Linked DNA regions of Homo sapiens: region 2 is linked to region 1. Evidence: chromatin loops called from intact Hi-C (ENCODE). Cell type or tissue: dorsolateral prefrontal cortex. All regions are shown on one strand. Each heading gives the region's core, and the rest is flanking DNA. Links, peaks and the distances in the headings are about the cores only.

What was found. Peaks named below come from ENCODE experiments on the same cell type or tissue, not always from the same donor. Only the 100,000 strongest peaks of a DNase experiment are listed, where the experiment ranks them.
Region 2: a loop joins it to region 1, with 2.5 times the contacts of the local background. A loop is called at or near these places in 2 of 110 quality-filtered maps.

The regions. Positions count from the first base shown.
Region 1 is chr2:240,807,222-240,812,540 of GRCh38, forward strand. The region is part of intron 1 of KIF1A (kinesin family member 1A); the gene reads right to left. Among named protein-coding and RNA genes, the nearest start is that of KIF1A, 10 kb to the right of the region's middle. RefSeq lists an enhancer at 4,512-5,122. In dorsolateral prefrontal cortex, for the core only: a CTCF peak has its summit at 3,167 (motif pointing right); no DNase peak of the experiment used is centred there.
Region 2 is chr2:240,594,401-240,599,719 of GRCh38, forward strand. It overlaps CAPN10 (calpain 10), which reads left to right. Exons shown (of 12, transcript NM_023083.4): 6 at 143-309; 7 at 624-904; 8 at 1,919-2,121; 9 at 2,281-2,542; 10 at 3,488-3,687; 11 at 3,952-3,997; 12 at 4,251-4,704. The coding sequence ends at 4,280. Among named protein-coding and RNA genes, the nearest start is that of CAPN10, 10 kb to the left of the region's middle. In dorsolateral prefrontal cortex, for the core only: no CTCF peak of the experiment used is centred there; a DNase peak (open chromatin) is centred at 2,241; H3K27ac peaks cover 1,078 bases.

The DNA of each region.
Region 1 (5,319 bases), core at 132-5,131:
CGCAACCTCTGCCTCCCGGGTTCAAGCGATTCTCCTGCCTCAGCCTCCCTAGTATGCGCCACTAGGCATGCACCACCATGCCCAACTAATTTTGTATTTTTAGTAGATACATGGTTTCTCCATGTTGGTCAGGCTGGTCTTGAACTCCCGACCTCAGATGATCTGCCCGCGCTGGCCTCCCAAAGTGCTGGGATTACAGGCATGAGCCACCGCACCCAGCCCCTTCCATATATTTTAAATCATCTCAAGATTAGTTATAATACCTAATACAATGTGAATGCTATGTATTAATAAATAGTTGCTATACTGTATTGTCCAGGTAATAGTGACAAGGGAAAAACATTTGTACATGTTCAGTATAGACAAACCATTCTTTTTTTCCAAAAATTTTGATCTGGTTGAATTCACAGATGCAGAACCCACAGATATCGAGAGCCAACTGTACTCCTAGCTCATTCACTGATGCTAATAGAATTTTAGCATCAAAGTAAACAAGAAAAAATTGAGAAAGATTATAGACCAGTTTCACTGATGAACATAGGTACAAAAGTCTGAAAAATTAGCAAGAAAATACAGTAACAAATAAAAAGGGCAATGCAGGTAAGCATATTCCAGGAATACCAGTATAGCTTGACATTAGGATAGCTATTATTATAATTTTCAAATTAAAGAAGAAAGAATATGAGGCCCTCAATAGATACTAAAAAAGCATTCCATAATTTTCAAGACTCATTTGTGATAAAATTCTAAGCAATATTAGAATAAAAGAAAACTTTTTTAACCTCATAATAGCTATCTACTAAAAACCTACCCAAACATCACACTTAATGGTAAAATGATAGGAACATTTCCTTTATATTCAGAAACAAGTCCAGGATGCTTGCTATCTCTACTTCTATTTAACATTGTAGGAGAGGTTCTGGCCAAACCAGTAAGACAGGAAAATAACAAACAACATAAATATGAATTTGAAAGAAAGAAACCAAACTGTCATTATCTGCAGACCATTTGCTCATCTACACATAAATCAAGAGAATCCACAGAAAAAATATTTGAATTAGGAAGGTTCAATAAGGTTGTAGAAATCAAGAACATTCTTATATACCTGATAAAGAATTAAAACATATTTTAAGGTATCCTTTAAAATAATAACCCAACCTGGCACAGTGGCTCACACCTGTAGTCCCAGCTACCATGGAGGCTGAGGTAGAAGGATTGCTTGAGCCCAGGAATTCAAGACCAGCCTGAGCAACATAGCAAGACCCATTTCTAAAACAAAAAAAAAAAATTTTTTTTTTTTAATTAGCCAGGAGTAGTGGCAACATCTGTAGTACCAGCTCCTTGGGAGGCTGAGGTAGGAGGATCACTTGAGCTCAGGAGTTCGAGGCTGCGGTGAGCTAATGATCACACCACTGCACTCCAGGCTGGGCAACAGAGCAAGATCTTCTCTCTAAAAAATAAATAAATAAAATAATAACCCAAACTATAGAGTACCTAGGAATAAATGTCACTAACTTTTTTTTTTTGAGATGGAGTCTCACACCGTCGCCTGGGATTGGAGTGCAACGGTGCGATCTTGACTCACTGCAACCTCCGCCTCCTGCGTTCAAGTGATTCTCCTGCCTCAGCCTCCCGAGTAGTTGGGATTACAGGCGCCCACCACCACGCCCGGCTAATTTTTTGTATTTTTAGTAGAGATGGGGTTTCACTGTGTTGGCCAGGCTGGTCTTGAACTCCTGACCTCGTGATCTGCCCGCCTCAGCCTCCCAAAGTGCTGGGATTAGAGGCATAAGCCACCACGCCCAGCCGTCACTAACTTATTATAAAGAAAATTGTAGAACTTTACTAAAAACATTGCGGAAAATCTAAATAAATGGAGAACTATAACTTATTGGTGGAAAATAAATCTCAATATCTTGAAAACATTTAATTTTACCCAAATTGATTCAAAAACTCAATGTCATTTCATATGAAAACTCAAGTTCTTTTGTGAATCATGACAAGTTGCTTCTAGAAATGTATATGGTAGAGTAAGATGTTAAGAACATCAATAACAAGTCTGAAGAAGAAGAAAAAAAAGACCAGAGGGCAGAGGGCAACACGCCCTATGATCTCGAGCCTTGGTAGAAAGCCCTGGCATGAAGTCGGGCTGTGCTGGGACAGGAAGAGGCCATCACGAGTGCAACAGAAGGGACCCCAGGAACAGACCTGCAGAAGCACAGCCCTTTTGACATCTGGGAAAGGTGGCTTTACAGAGCAAGGGGGAGAGGACGGACGACCGAACCAGCGATGGAAGGAACACTGGTTGGCAATATGGAGAATACACCATTAGATCCCTTTATATGTCAAATAAATTCCATGTGGATTAAAGACCTCTATGTTAACAAAAAATGTTTTGGAAGAAAATAAAGAAGAGTTATATCTTCACGCTACCCCTAGGGAAGGAATTTTTTTTTTTTTTTTTTGAGACAGAGTCTCACTCTGTCGCCCAGGCTGGAGTGCGGTGGTGCAATCTTGGCTCGCTGCAACCTCTGCCACCAGGATTCAAGAGAAATACCTAATGTAAATGACGAGTTGATGGGTGCAGCAAATCAACATGGTACATGTATACCTTTGTAACAAACCTGCACGTTGTGCACATGTACCCTAGAACTTAAAGTATAATAAAAAAAAAAAAAAGAGTTTCTTGTGCCTCAGTCACCCAAGTAACTGGGGTTACAGGCATGTGCCATCACACCTATTTTTATTTTTATTTTTATTTTTTGTATTTTCAGTAGAGATAGGGTTTCGCCACATTGGCCAGGTTAGTCTCAAGCTCCTGGCCTCAAGTGATCCACCCACCTCGGCCTCCCAAAGCGCTGGAATTACAGGTGCGAGCCACCGCACCCAGCCGGAAAGATTTCTTAACCCACCGAAAACACCAAAATGAAAGTTTGGGTATCAAAAGATATCACTAAAACGGTGACGAGAACCCCACCCACCTGGAGAAGGTATCTGCAACACATACAATTCAACGAAGGATTTGTACGCAGAATACACAGAGGACAGATAAAAATAAAAATTTACAAAAATCACAGAAGAAAATGGGCAAAAAGATATGAACTGGCAATTTACATGAAAAGATACTCAACCACGATAGTAATTCGGAAACCATATTTTCAAACTGTATCCACCAGATGGCAACATTTAAAAGTAGGGCACACCAAACGCTGTCAGAAGGAGGCCACAGGAGCTTTTACAGCTCACCTTGGGAGTGAACGGGTGCCACCACTTTGAAAATAACATGGTAACATCTGGAGGGGCTGCAGACCTTGTGCCCCAGCAACTCTGCAAGTAGAGATGCTATACATATTCACAGGGAGAAATACACCCAAATGCAGAATGACTTATCATTACAAAAAGAATGGAGACAGCCCAAATGCCCAGCATCCAAGATGCAGATGAATGCAGAGTCGGCTGCAGGCCCCTCGAAGTTTCAAACACACAAGCAGCACTCCACAGACTCAGGGCAGACGATGACACTCCAGGAGCGATCAGCACCGAATTCATGGTGCTGGGCGTGGAGGGGGTCTAAGGGCCTGGACGCCACCAAGGCCACTCGATGTGCCCGCCATGGTGACGTGGAAGGACCTCCTTCCCGCCAGGCCCCATCTGTCCGTCTTCCTCCCCAGGGTGATGTGGGTCGGCCGAGATGCCGGGTGGTGGTGAGCCCTCTGCCAGTGCTACCCTTGGGGAGCAGGTTGGAAATGCCTTATTTTGAAAGCTAATGTGGGCATGTGGCCGTTGGTTGTAATATTCTGTATTCCTTGTTGTATATTTTTGCTACCACATGACACAATTTTTAAAGATGTAACTATTGGCCGCGTGCAGTGGCTCGTGCCTGTAATCCCAGCACTTTGGGAGGCCGAGGTGGGCAGATCACTTGAGGTCAGGAGTTAGTGGCCACCCTGGCTTGTAACATGTTGAAACCCTGTCTCTACTAAAAATACAAAAATTAGCTCAGCGTGGTGGCAGGCACCCATAATCCCAGCTACTTGGGAGGCTGAGGTAGGAGAATCACTTGAACCCGGGAAGCAGAGGTTGCAGTGAGTAGAGATTGCGCCACTGCACTCCAGCCTGGGCTACAGCGTGAGACTCCATCTCAAAAAAAAGAAAAGAAGAAAAGAAAAGAAAAGAAACTATCTTCAAGAAGTTGTTCTGTCAGCCAACCTGAGAGGGAGCCACGTGGCCCCAAGGGTGGCCAGAGCCTATGGGCGTGGCTGATGGCAGAAGGCAAAGCTGAGGATGGGGGTCTGACACAGCTGAACCCCTGAGAAGGCGGGGGGTTGCGGTCCACAGTGCCAGACACAGCACATGCCAGAGCCCAGGAGAAAGGGTGAGCTCCCCTCAAAGACAGAGAGGGGCACCTCTGGGACAGGTGGGGCAGGAAGTCATCAGAAACAAGAAGCATGAACTGGTCCTGTGGGGTGAGGTCACGCTGGCTGGAGTGGCCAGAGATGAGGGCACAGGCTCAAGGGTGGCAGGGAGGAAGCCAGAGGGGTTGGGATGACTGCTCAGAGCCAAAGAAGATGCCGAGAAGCTGGTGGTGGCAGGGTGGGGTCTGCGCTGGGGACATAGAGGCAACACCACGGGTGTCTGAGGCTCTGACTAGACCCAGGATGCACCCACAGGAAGTGGGCAGAGAAGATGGCCCGAGGGCAGGAGAGGGAAAGAGGGCTGGGGGATGGTGGCCATCCATGTGGGTATGTGGGTATGGCCAGCCGGCTGTGATGACTCCAGGAAAGGGAGACCATGAGCCCTGAGCCAGGGGCCCCAGGACAGAGGAGAGGGGAACAGAATCCATTCACTTGGTAAAAATGCATGCAGAAAACCCACTGGGCGCACCGGGCCACGCCCCGCAAGTCACTGCAGGCACAGAGGGCAGGGTGGCCCCGGAGGAACTCCCCTGTTGCTTTGGGGCTCTGGGACCATTTCAGGTTCCTGCCTCACCCTGGGGTGGGGGCATCAGCAGAAAAAGCCAAGTCCCTGTGGAAGGGGGCTGGGGGTGGCACCAAGGCAGATGACAAAGCGTGCCTCAGCTCGAGGAGTGTCCAGGAAAGACCAGGCATGGGGTGACGGTGAGGGCCAGACACAGGCCTGGCACAGGCACTCCCTGCCCAGCTGCTGGAGAGGCCCATGCTGCAGAGCATCGCACAGGCATCCGCCTGGAGCCCAGACGCCCTTCACCTCTGGGTCTGCCTTCACCTCAGGGGCCCGCCTTTACCTCGGGATCTGCCTTCACCTTGGGGATCCACCTTCACCTGGGGATCCACCTTCACC
Region 2 (5,319 bases), core at 73-5,072, 210 kb before region 1:
AGGGGCTGCAGAGCTGGGGCACGGGGTTGCTGGCAGGAACTCAGGGCTCTCTGGGTCCCCTCCAGGCTTCCCCCCAGCCTGCCGGCAAGTTGACACTACCAGTTCTCGGGAGGGGCTTCTGCTGAGATGAGGTTTCTTCCAGGGGTGAAGGGTGGAGCCAGGTAGATGCAGCGGTAGCATCTGAGCTCCTGTCCCAGCTCCAGGAAGGGGAGTTCTGGGTGGAGGAGGAGGAGTTCCTCAGGGAGTTTGACGAGCTCACCGTTGGCTACCCGGTCACGGAGGCCGGCCACCTGCAGAGCCTCTACACAGGTAGTGCCCCGAGGGGCTGTGCTGGGCACGTGCTCTGCCTGCCGAAGTGAGGAGGCTGGGCAGGTGCCTGGGTTCCCCCTGCCCAGGCCCAGTTTGGTTCTCTTCAGCGTGGAGAGATGATTCTGTCCCAGGAGCCGGGAGGAGGGTGATGATTCTGTCCCAGGAGCTGGGAGGAGGGTGGGCTTGTGGGAGGGGCTGGCTCTGTCTGTGGCCGTAGCTGCTGCTTAGACCCTGCCAGGGTTCATGAGGCCACCATGGCGGGAGGCCAGCGAGGAGCCGTGTCCCACAGCTGATGCCTGGTGTTTTCTCACTAGAGAGGCTGCTCTGCCATACGCGGGCGCTGCCTGGGGCCTGGGTCAAGGGCCAGTCAGCAGGAGGCTGCCGGAACAACAGCGGCTTTCCCAGCAACCCCAAATTCTGGCTGCGGGTCTCAGAACCGAGTGAGGTGTACATTGCCGTCCTGCAGAGATCCAGGCTGCACGCGGCGGACTGGGCAGGCCGGGCCCGGGCACTGGTGGGTGACAGTCATACTTCGTGGAGCCCAGCGAGCATCCCGGGCAAGCACTACCAGGCTGTGGGTCTGCACCTCTGGAAGGTAACTCAGCCCCGTCTGGCTCACGCTCGGTTCAGCAGGTGGTGTGGAGGCCCATGGAGGTCTGGGTTCTAGGACTGGCTCTGCCGGGACACATGTGACTCTGCCACGGGCCCCACCAGTCTCCCCCCTCCTTGGGCTGTTGCACGGGGTTGACGTCTGCTGGTGCTCCCAGACCCGGCTCTGACCTGAGACTGCAGGTCTTTCTGCCTTGCCGTGTGCCTCATTGGCCAAAGGAAAGCAACAGAGTCTGCAGCCAGGGCAGGACCCGCAGGAGGGGCCTGGACCCGGGGGGCTCCTGGCAGCGCCGTGCCTTTCTGAGGCAAGGAGGTAGAGCCAGCGGCTGAGGACCTGTCAGGGCCAGTCCCAGCTCTGCAGCTTGCTGTGTGACCTGGCACACATCCTCTCCCTGCCTCCCTCAGTCTCTTCCCCTGCAAGACGGGGTCCTGACACGGATCTCATGGGATTGCTCTGAGGCCCAGGCAGTCCCAGGCTCAACCACTGGTTCACAAAGTGTGTTGTTTCCAGGAAGAACAGATGGGGGCGCCTGAGGGCAAAGGGCCTGAGTGTGGGTCGAGGATATGCCGGCTGCTCGCTCAGGGGCTGGGTTTTCATCTTGTGTGTCTTGACAGGGTGTGACACTTGGCACCACACTGTTCCCTGTCCCTTCATGGATGTGGCCCACATGATGTTCCTTTCCTCTTGCAAAAGAAGTTGCTGGAAGGCCCACTGTCCAGCAGCCCCCAGGTTGCCTGGGCCACGGTGCCTTTGTGGGCCCAGCTACAAGGAGGACTTGCAGGCTCGTGTCTGGGACAGATACTGGCGCCAGGGCCAAGTGAAGCCCGGGATTGGTGGGCATCTCTAGCTGGTCCCTGAGAGAGGGTGGAGGGTGCTGACAGGCCTTGGCGCTTTCATCTGTCAACTCCAGAGGCCCTTGTGCTTGCAGCAGGGAGGTCAAGGCCAGGGCGTCTGACCCCGGCCGCTCCTCCACACTGAGCCTCCTGCACGTGCTCACAGGTAGAGAAGCGGCGGGTCAATCTGCCTAGGGTCCTGTCCATGCCCCCCGTGGCTGGCACCGCGTGCCATGCATACGACCGGGAGGTCCACCTGCGTTGTGAGCTCTCACCGGGCTACTACCTGGCTGTCCCCAGCACCTTCCTGAAGGACGCGCCAGGGGAGTTCCTGCTCCGAGTCTTCTCTACCGGGCGAGTCTCCCTTAGGTGAGAGGAACCGCGCAGTGCTGCTGGCTCTCCGAGGCCACAGGCCCTTCCAAGGCAGGATTTGGGCACTTTCCCTCTGTGGTTGGCAGGTGTCCATGTGGGAACTGAGGCCACCGGGAACCTGCTGCCAGCGCCCTCCCATGTTTGTCTTCTTGGCAGCGCCATCAGGGCAGTGGCCAAGAACACCACCCCCGGGGCAGCCCTGCCTGCGGGGGAGTGGGGGACCGTGCAGCTACGGGGTTCTTGGAGAGTCGGCCAGACGGCGGGGGGCAGCAGGAACTTTGCCTCATACCCCACCAACCCCTGCTTCCCCTTCTCGGTCCCCGAGGGCCCTGGCCCCCGCTGCGTCCGCATCACTCTGCATCAGCACTGCCGGCCCAGTGACACCGAGTTCCACCCCATCGGCTTCCATATCTTCCAGGCAAGCTCCTTGCCCCAGGGAGGGAGGGGGAGCAGAAGGGGCCCTCAGAGAATTTGCATCTTGGCCTCCATTGTCCCAACAGAGGGCTCTGGGCTCAGTCACTTGGGCTCCCCCTGCCCTTCGAGGCGCTGCCTAGAACCCGCACAGGGCCCTCTCCCATCTCCAACCTCTCAGAGGCAAGGCCGAAGATGGCCTCTGGAAGGGCCGGGGGCCTGGGAGGTGGGCAGGGCTGATCCAGGCAGGGCAGGTTTCCAGAGGAGGTGGTGAGTGGGGAGGAAGGGAGAAGTTTGGAGAGGACAGGAGGCCGAGGTTGAGACCAGCGGGGGTGGGTCGAGCCCTGGCTTGGGAACGCAGGGGGCTGATGGACTCAGGAGTGAGAGGAGGGGAGGCCCAGGCTGGCTGGCCACAGCAGCCCCTCGGGTGTGAGGAAGTCCACAGTCACTGAGCTCAGCCAGCAGCCCCTTGTCCACTTACCCTGACTCAGAATGACTGTGTCCCAAGGTTCATTCTCTGCAGACATGTGTCCCCTGGAATGCAGGGGCCCTGACGAGGAAGGCACTGCAACCCTCGGTTCACAGTGGGCTGCCTGGGGACCCTTGGACCCTCGCTGTTTGCCCTGGGCCACCGGCTCAGGTCCCCTAGAGCTCTGAGGAAAACACATGCCAGGGCCAGTGGGAGCCCTTGGGGCGGGCTGGGCAGTCACAGGTGTTAAAGCCCCTGATGATGTGACAGGCCTCCAGGCGGGGGCCCCACTGCCGGCACCTTCTGGCAAGGGTGGCCAGGCCTTGGTGAGGAGGCGAGTCCAGTGTCCAGGCCTGGCAGCCCCTCCTCAGAGAAGGGGCTGTATGTGACTCAAGAGGGCCAAGGGCATCCGAGCAGATGGCCCTGGGCTGGGCTCCCTACCCCAAGGCTGGCCCCCTCAGTCTGAGCCTGCGCTTTCCTCAGGTCCCAGAGGGTGGAAGGAGCCAGGACGCACCCCCACTGCTGCTGCAGGAGCCGCTGCTGAGCTGCGTGCCACATCGCTACGCCCAGGAGGTGAGCCGGCTCTGCCTCCTGCCTGCGGGCACCTACAAGGTTGTGCCCTCCACCTACCTGCCGGACACAGAGGGGGCCTTCACAGTGACCATCGCAACCAGGATTGACAGGTGGGGCTCTGGGACTTGGGGGCGGCCAGCTGGAGGCTGGGGTGCTGGAGTCTTAGTGCTCGCCTGTCCCCCCACGTCTCCTGCCTGCCCCTCACCCTCAAGCCCCTATCTGTCCTGGCAGACCAGGGCTGTCCTGCCTACCTGGGGACCCTTCCTTGCTGGTCTGAGCCTGGAAGGAGAGTCTAGTGGGAGGTGGGCCAGGAGCACACAGCCACTTGTGTGACAAGTGCAGTCTGGGAGCGCTGATCTGGTGTCTCTCCACAGGCCATCCATTCACAGCCAGGAGATGCTGGGCCAGTTCCTCCAAGAGGTGTGTATGCAGCCCCGCCAGCCCGGCTCACCTGCCTGGGGCTGCCTGGTGGCCTAGGGTCTACCTGCAACCTCAGGCAGGTGGTTTCTGCCTGGGACGTGAGGTGCCCTTGACTCTTCCTGTGAGAGCCCCGGGCGGTGCCTTGAAGGGCAGGGGGAGCTGAGGCTGCGTCCCATTCCCTGGCTGCACTCGGGGTGGGGTGTGAGAAGGGGCGAGTGCCACCGCTGCCCGGGCCCCCCATCTGTCTTTGCAGGTCTCCATCATGGCAGTGATGAAAACCTAACAGGGTGGCCCCCTGTGCCAGCTCAGGTGACTGGAGCCCGAGGGCCTGACAGGTTCCCAGCAGCTGGGCCGGCCAGCCTTGCACTGTGGGGGCTGGTCCTGAGTCTTGGCCTGCCTCCCAGCCCTGCCAGGAGGCTGCGGCCTAGGGGTCCACGGGAAGCCTCCGTCAGGAGAGACGCAGCCCTGGGGGCCAGCTGGTGCTGCAAGGAAGGGTGGGAAGCTTGCTGGCTTCTGTTGCGCCACTGAGACGGCAGAGACCCCAGGATCCCAGAGCTTCCCAGGATCCCTCCCAGATCCTCTGCTGACTCCATATGGAGGCCTCACACCCAGAGGGTAGGGCAGCAGATCTTCTTTATAACTATTTATTGTTCGAATCACTTTTAGGATGTAACTTTATAAATAAACATGAGCGCTGATGATTTGCAGATCAGTCTTGCTCCAGGTAGTTCCAGGCTGTGCCTGCTCTTGCCAAGCAGGCTGTGGGGAGGGCTGGGTGCCTGCCGAGATGGTGAGGATGAGGATGGCCTCTGGAGGGGCTGGGGGCCTGGGAGGTGGGCAGAGCCAACCCAGGCAGGGCAGGTTTCAGGGGGAGATGGTGAGTGGGGAGGAGGGGAGAAGTTTGGAGGGGCGGGCCCAGGGCATGCCCCAGGCCAGGGGGCTGAGGTTGAGGCTGGCCGGGGCAGGTCAAGCCCTGGTCTTGGGGGACACAGACTGATAGACTGGGGAGTGAGGGGTGGGGAGAGCCAGCGAAGGCACTGCCAAGGCTGTGGCGAAGAAGGACATCTCGGAAACGGGTGTTAGAACCGGAGTTGCGCAGAGGGAGGAACCCCAGGTTCACATGGACTGGGAGCCTTGGATCTGGACGGCTCCTCTGCCTCCAGCCAGGGTTCACCTGCGCAGTGTCCTAGGATTGTTTATTTCCCCAGGCCTCTCTCCCTCGTCCCTCACACCAAATGCTGTGATGAGAGCTGTAGTGTCACTGAACGGTGCAGAAGACAGTTCCAGACATGGGTGGGGAGGGCTGTCACTAAGCCCTTTTG